Regions from separate parts of the Homo sapiens genome. Here region 2 is linked to region 1. The links are chromatin contacts, found by Hi-C or POLR2A ChIA-PET in ENCODE. All regions are on one chromosome and are shown on one strand. The core of a region is the stretch at or near the end of the contact, and the rest is flanking DNA. Distances in the headings are between cores, read along the strand shown.

Region 1 (2,981 bases), core at 267-2,766:
AATGTGATATTTCTACAAATGTTATACTGAAGAGAAAAGAGTTAATTGCTGAAGTAAGATATGCCCCACTGTCTACTTTGCCAGGAACCTATGAGATCAAATTACTTAATGTTTCAGAAATCTCTCTTCAAAAAATGCTTGTCACTTACCTATATCCCAAGGCTCCTGTAGAGTCATAAGATATACCGTAAATCCTTTTAATTAATTCTGTAACAATACAAAGTATTATTATAATCATATTCAGATAATCCATTTTCATCAAATATATGTAAAAGGTGCCTTCTTTTCAAGTTTCATTTTTAATTACTGTATATTTTTATTAAGATAATAAAAGAACTAATGTAGAAGAAAATAATTCCATAGTTGATTACATGTCTTTAGTTTAAAAATGAAAGCATGCAAAATTTAATAAAAGTTTTAAGATAAATAGAAAATGTTCCAGAAAAAAAGAAATGCCACAATGAATAAAACTGGCTAAGAAGAATGCTTCACATTCTTTTCCATGTGCATAATACTGTGGAAATTAGTAAACAGTCACAAACAAGTGATTCATATTCAGGGCGCAGCCTTTTTGACAGGAAAACAGTAATCAAGAGTTTGGGATTTGAAGATTTTTAAAAGGACACATGTCTAGTAAAGTGTGTCAGTTTGCCTGAGACAGTCCCAATTTACGGCCATTGTCCCAGTGTCCCACAAATTTACCATTTGTCCTGGATTTTTCATTTTCTAATGATTTTTTTTAATGATAGCATTAAAATATGCTAAGACTTACTTGTACTTTTAGGCTCTGCCATAATCTCATTGAGCCATGTGTGAGATGCATGTGCAATGAAGCCAGTTGTCAATTTCGCAACTTGCTTAAATCTTTAAGACACCTAGCAGTAACCCATTTCTAAATGTACTAAATGTACTGTAACTGATACTTCATTCTTAAAGACAGCACCCAGGCACCATGCAGAAAAAGTATACCTAGGCAGGAGCAGGTAGGGACAGCTAACTCCTCCAGTCTTGAATGAAGGTAGAAGAAATACTGAATACTGCTCCCTGCTCATGGCTAGCTTAAAGACACGGATTTAATGAAAGCAGACAGGACAGAGAAAGTGTTTTACGTATTATTCTCTAAAGCATGACTTTTCATCTAGATCCAATGACTTTTTAAAAAAATGCACTTAGTTCTGATTCTAAAGCGTCTCTTTTACATCATCAAAGTAAAGTGAAAACTGGTTGGCTCCATTAACAGAAAAACTCACAGTTAAATGTTGCCAGCTTTCTGTCAGCATCAGGAGATGTACCAACCAGAAAAATCAGTTAATTCCAATAATGGTTTGATGATTTCATCTAATTCATGAAACCAAAGTAAAGCTTTTGGAAGTTCATTCTGTAGAATATGAAACACTTGACATTGCTTTAATTGCTACTTAAAAATCAGTTTAGAAGTTCAACAACAAAGACAAAATTACCGTTGGTTCTCCTTATTCACAGTAGTTAAGTTCTATGAAGTCACCATGAACACTGAATTAGGGAATACCAAACTGTTTACTCATAAGGGAAATTCAGGGTTGGGTTCCTGAGAGCTCCTGAGAGCCTCTGATTACATTTTAATTAGCTGATCAAACATAACCTCATTTTATGTATATTTCTGTTTCAAGATACCTTATTAATATATAGTCATCCACTGCATGATGTGTCAGTCAACAACAGACTGCATATATGATGGAGGTGGTCCCATAAGATTATCAAGCTATATTTTCACTGTACATTTTCTATGTTTAGATAAATAAATATTTACTATTGTGTTACAATTGCCTACGAATTCAGTATAGTAACACACTGTACAGGTTTGTAGCCCAGGAACAAGAGGCTATACCAAATAGCCTACGTGTATAGTAAGCTATAGATTCATATCAGTACACTCTATGATACTTTCACAATGACAAAATCACCTAATGATACATTTCTCAGAATTTAACCCTGTTGTTAAGCAATGTATGGCTGTTCACTGTTGAGTCACTAACACTGAACTCATAGCCAACAGCACTATAAGTTTATCTATCACATGCATTTTCTCCTTAAGGCACATCACAGCCTTCTTGCACTTAGGCGCAATATACAGCACTTCAGTTCCACACTGGGTAGTCATTTTAAACACAGAAATCATAAGCCTAAAAAAGCAAAAATCATGGCACTATATAAACCACAAAAAGGAGACTTGTTTACCGTATGAGAGCTGAAGGAAATCAGCTTGTCAACTAGGAATGTGTTGAGCAATCCAAATTTTTCACCATTCTGTACCATTTGCAGTCATGCACTCAGTTGAATGCCTAGTGTCATGAGTATTGATTTTGCAGTTACAAATAAATTTTATAGGTTCAGTATCCCTTACCCTGAAATGTTTGGGGTCGGAAGTGTTTTGAATTCAGAGTTTTTAAAAATTTTGAAACATTTGCATTATATACTTATTGAGTATCCCTAATCCAAAAATCTGAAATCCAAAATGCTCCCATGAGTATTTCATTTGCGCATGACCCTTGAGGATTGTGTTGAGCATCATGTTGGCACTCAAAAAGTTTAGGATTTTAGAGCATTTCTGATTTTAGATCAGAGATGCTCAATCTGTAGTAAGCAGACGAATTCATGAAAACAAAATCTGTGAATAATAAGGGTCAATTCTATTTGTTTTTACAGTGATAACACAATTACAAACCTTGGTTGAGTACAGCATCATAGAAAGAACAATGTTCTTACTAAATTTAAAAAATGGTGAAACAGAAATAAACTTGGACTTGGCTGTGGTTCACATATAATTCACAGCTGTGCCCAAAACTGCAATATATTACCAATCAAAATTGGGGGAAACATATTTTACAACTGAATCCACAAAAGATGTGACATTCTACCAATTAAAATTTACAAACGTTTATACACACACACAGGGTTAAAAAAATTGAACTAAGGCTGGGTGTGGTGGCTCACACCTGCAA
Region 2 (2,981 bases), core at 182-2,681, 160 kb after region 1:
TAAACTCCTACTGAAACTAACATGCTTTGTAAGTAGAAAACAAAATCAGGATCATGAATTGGCTGGTTTTATTTTTTCTAGTGGCTATTTGCTGATTCTTGGCCTTAAATGATAACATCTTTTTTTTGCATGTCATTTGATCATTCATTCGTTCAGCTTTCACCAAACACTTGTTATGTGGGATTTCCTGTGACGCTTTACAAGCTGGCCCCAAACTGTGCCTCCAGCCTGGTCTCCCACACATCCCTGTCATGTCCCTGCACCCACCTAGCACATTTAATCTCTGGCACACCTGCAGTATACGGATGAATAAGACATGGTCCCTGTCCCTCAACTTCTTGCAGTCTGGAGACAGTAACAGCCAGGCATCGGTCTTTTTGAGATAATAAAGCGTATGGTGACATTTGACCTAGGTCTTGAAGGACACAGAGCAGGTAAGCGACAGGTGTAAAGCCCTGAGTTGGTGAGCGGGGAGGTCAGGGAGATCAAGGAGGGAGTGCCTGCCTCATGGGGACTAACTGGCAAGAAGTGGGGCTGGAGAGACAGCTCCCCGCCCAGGCCTGCCTAAGTGCTCTGTGATCAGCTGTTAGAGGTCCTAGTTACTGCCTGTGACATTCCTGCCATGCTGCCTCTTCAATGTGCCCAGATTCCCAGGTCACGCTCCTTCAGCCACCTTTCATGACTTGCTGCTAAGGTGGAAGGGAAAACCCAGAACTTTGTTCTTGGGGGGTAGCGAGGGAGTTGCCAAAGGCTGTTTATTTGTCTTCCTTTTGACTTTCAATCAAACCACATGTAACTGCTCCCTGGATCCCTGCTCAGGTGTGCAGCAGACCTTGCTGTGCACGAGTCTCATGCCTGGCGTGGACTAGCCTCGCCAGAGACTCCTGTCTGAGCCCTCAAAAAAGTCTGCAGCACACGTCTAAAAATAGGTAAGCGAAGAAGCCCAGACTCAGGGAGAAATGCTCTTACCAGGCCCCAGAAAAGCCAGCTGTATCAAGTTCAGGCCTCTTCCCCGCCAAGCCACAGGGTCGTGAGAGACTTCCCATCTTGGCTTTCGGAGTTGGGAAAGGAGGGGAGGAAGTGGAGAGGCAGGATGTGGTGGAGGGGCTGCGTGCTGCCTGCAGGGCTGGAGTCTCAAAGCAGGAATCCTCCGAAGGACGTTTTGAACAGCCGGTTAGGCGCACATGCGCGTACACACACGCACACACACACACACACACACGCACGCACGCACGCGCACGTGCAGAGCCCCCAAACAGCCTATTGGCTTTGGTTTCCTTCAGTGAAATCTGGGATCAAGAATAATCTCATCTGGGGTGGCCAGCCACTCTGGACTCACGGTTTCCAGGGTCTTCTGAGTATATACAACCATCCTCCAGACTGCAAAAAACACGATATTTACTCTGACAAAGCCACAAGAGCCCCAGGTTTATGTCCATGAAAGATCAGACAGAATCCAGAGCAGCGACTCATCAGTGGTGACTGACAACCTGATGTGCAACTAATGTGTGAGTCCCTTTTCTGACCCTTCTGTGTCAGTATGTCTTTCCTCTGCCCTTCCATCTGTTTAGTGGGTCCACTGTGGGGTGAGACAGTTTTGTTGCAGGGGACTTGGGTCCAGCTGGCTGGAATTATCATAGGTTTCATTCCTGATTTGGTGTGTTCTAGGATGGAAAAGACACTTCCTCTTTGCTTCTGACCTCTTTCCAGAACAAATAAAAACACACACCAAAAAGCCACTCCCGGGAAGATGAAACAACATAGTCACCCCTGGATCCCCAGGGGCAACTTCAGAGGGCTTCCATTAGCAGGGTGGATGAGCTATTTTCCCAGGATATTAAATGTGAGAAGCTTTGAGCATGTATCTGGTGAGTCACACCAGTGTTTTAGAGTCTGACAAGGATCGTTACTGAAATACATAATGCAACCATCATCAGCATATGGGGACTCATACATTGTAGAGATACTGATCTGCTCTACCCTTTTAAGTCTTCATGCAACTAAAGGGGAAGATCCCCTCAAATAGGTTGTTCTCTTTCCTAACCCTAAGAAGAGTCTTTCTTTAAAATAAGTTCTCCTGTATGACTGTAAGATAGGATTGATGGGAAAGGAAGGGACAAGGAATTAGTATTTTCTGAGTGACTACTGGATTCCAGCTCATGAATGGCCAGGGAAATGGCATTCTCACCTGAGCAGGGCTCCTCCATTAGACTAGTGTAGGAAGCCCAAGGGGAGGATGGCACATGGTTAGGACTCGCCCAGGGACCAGGCACAGTGGCTCAGGTCTGTAATCATAACAACTTTGGGAGGCTGAGGCAGAAGAATTATATGAGCCTAGGAGTTCGAGACCAGCCTGGGCAACATAGTGAGACCCTGCTTCTACAAAAAATAGAAACTAGCTGGGCGTGGTGGCACATGCCTGTAGTCCCGTTACTTGTGGGGCTGAAGTGGAAGGATCATTTGAGCCCAGGAGGTAGAGACTGCAGTGAGCAGTGATAACACCATTGTGCTCCAGCTTGGGTGACAGAGTGAGATCCTGTTTCAAAAGAAAAAAAAAAAAAAGCTCGGGGTAGTGGTAGTGGCTCATGCCTATAATCCCAGCACTTTGAGAGGCCAAGGCAGAAGGATCACTTGAGTTCAGGAGTTCAGGAGACCAGCCTGGGCATCATGGTGAGACCTCATCTCTAAAAAAAAAAAAAAGAAAAAAAAAAAAAAAGACAAGCCTAAAGTCACACCGCCCAGTTCATATTCTAATTCTGTCACCTACAAGCAATGTGGCTTTGGGAAAATTGTTTAATCTCTTTGCAACTCAATGTCCTCACTAAAATGGGAGAATTGAATGGAGATTTCTCAAAACTAAAAATAGGACTACCATTCAATCCAGCAATCCCACTACTGGGTATCTACCAAGAGGAAAAGAAATCAATATAACAAATAAATACCTGCACTTGCATGTTTATTGCAGCACTATTCAATACCAC

The links. Hi-C counts contacts between places; a loop is a spot of excess contacts on that map. ChIA-PET counts read pairs that join two places held with the same protein, here RNA polymerase II (POLR2A). Pooled maps may share reads with other maps.
Region 2: a pooled map shows a loop between it and region 1 (6-fold over the local background). The contact joins two enhancer-like sites. A Hi-C loop is called at or near these places in 8 of 50 pooled maps. POLR2A ChIA-PET finds 5 or more read pairs at or near these places in 6 of 52 experiments (AG04449, PC-9, WTC11 and 3 more).

The regions. Positions count from the first base shown.
Region 1 is chr10:30,984,220-30,987,200 of GRCh38, forward strand. ZNF438 (zinc finger protein 438) reads right to left here. Exons shown (of 7, transcript NM_001143768.2): 2 at 150-207. Among named protein-coding and RNA genes, the nearest start is that of ZNF438, 46 kb to the right of the region's middle. Within about 2 kb of position 1,517, at least 7 of the 41 ENCODE cell types and tissues checked have a DNase peak (open chromatin) inside an H3K27ac peak, as active enhancers do; they include PC-9, where a contact is called at or near this core.
Region 2 is chr10:31,145,565-31,148,545 of GRCh38, forward strand. The region is part of intron 2 of LOC105376481 (a long non-coding RNA gene); the gene reads left to right. Among named protein-coding and RNA genes, the nearest start is that of LINC02664, 41 kb to the right of the region's middle. RefSeq lists enhancers at 609-1,160, 1,161-1,711. Within about 2 kb of position 1,432, at least 9 of the 41 ENCODE cell types and tissues checked have a DNase peak (open chromatin) inside an H3K27ac peak, as active enhancers do; they include PC-9, where a contact is called at or near this core.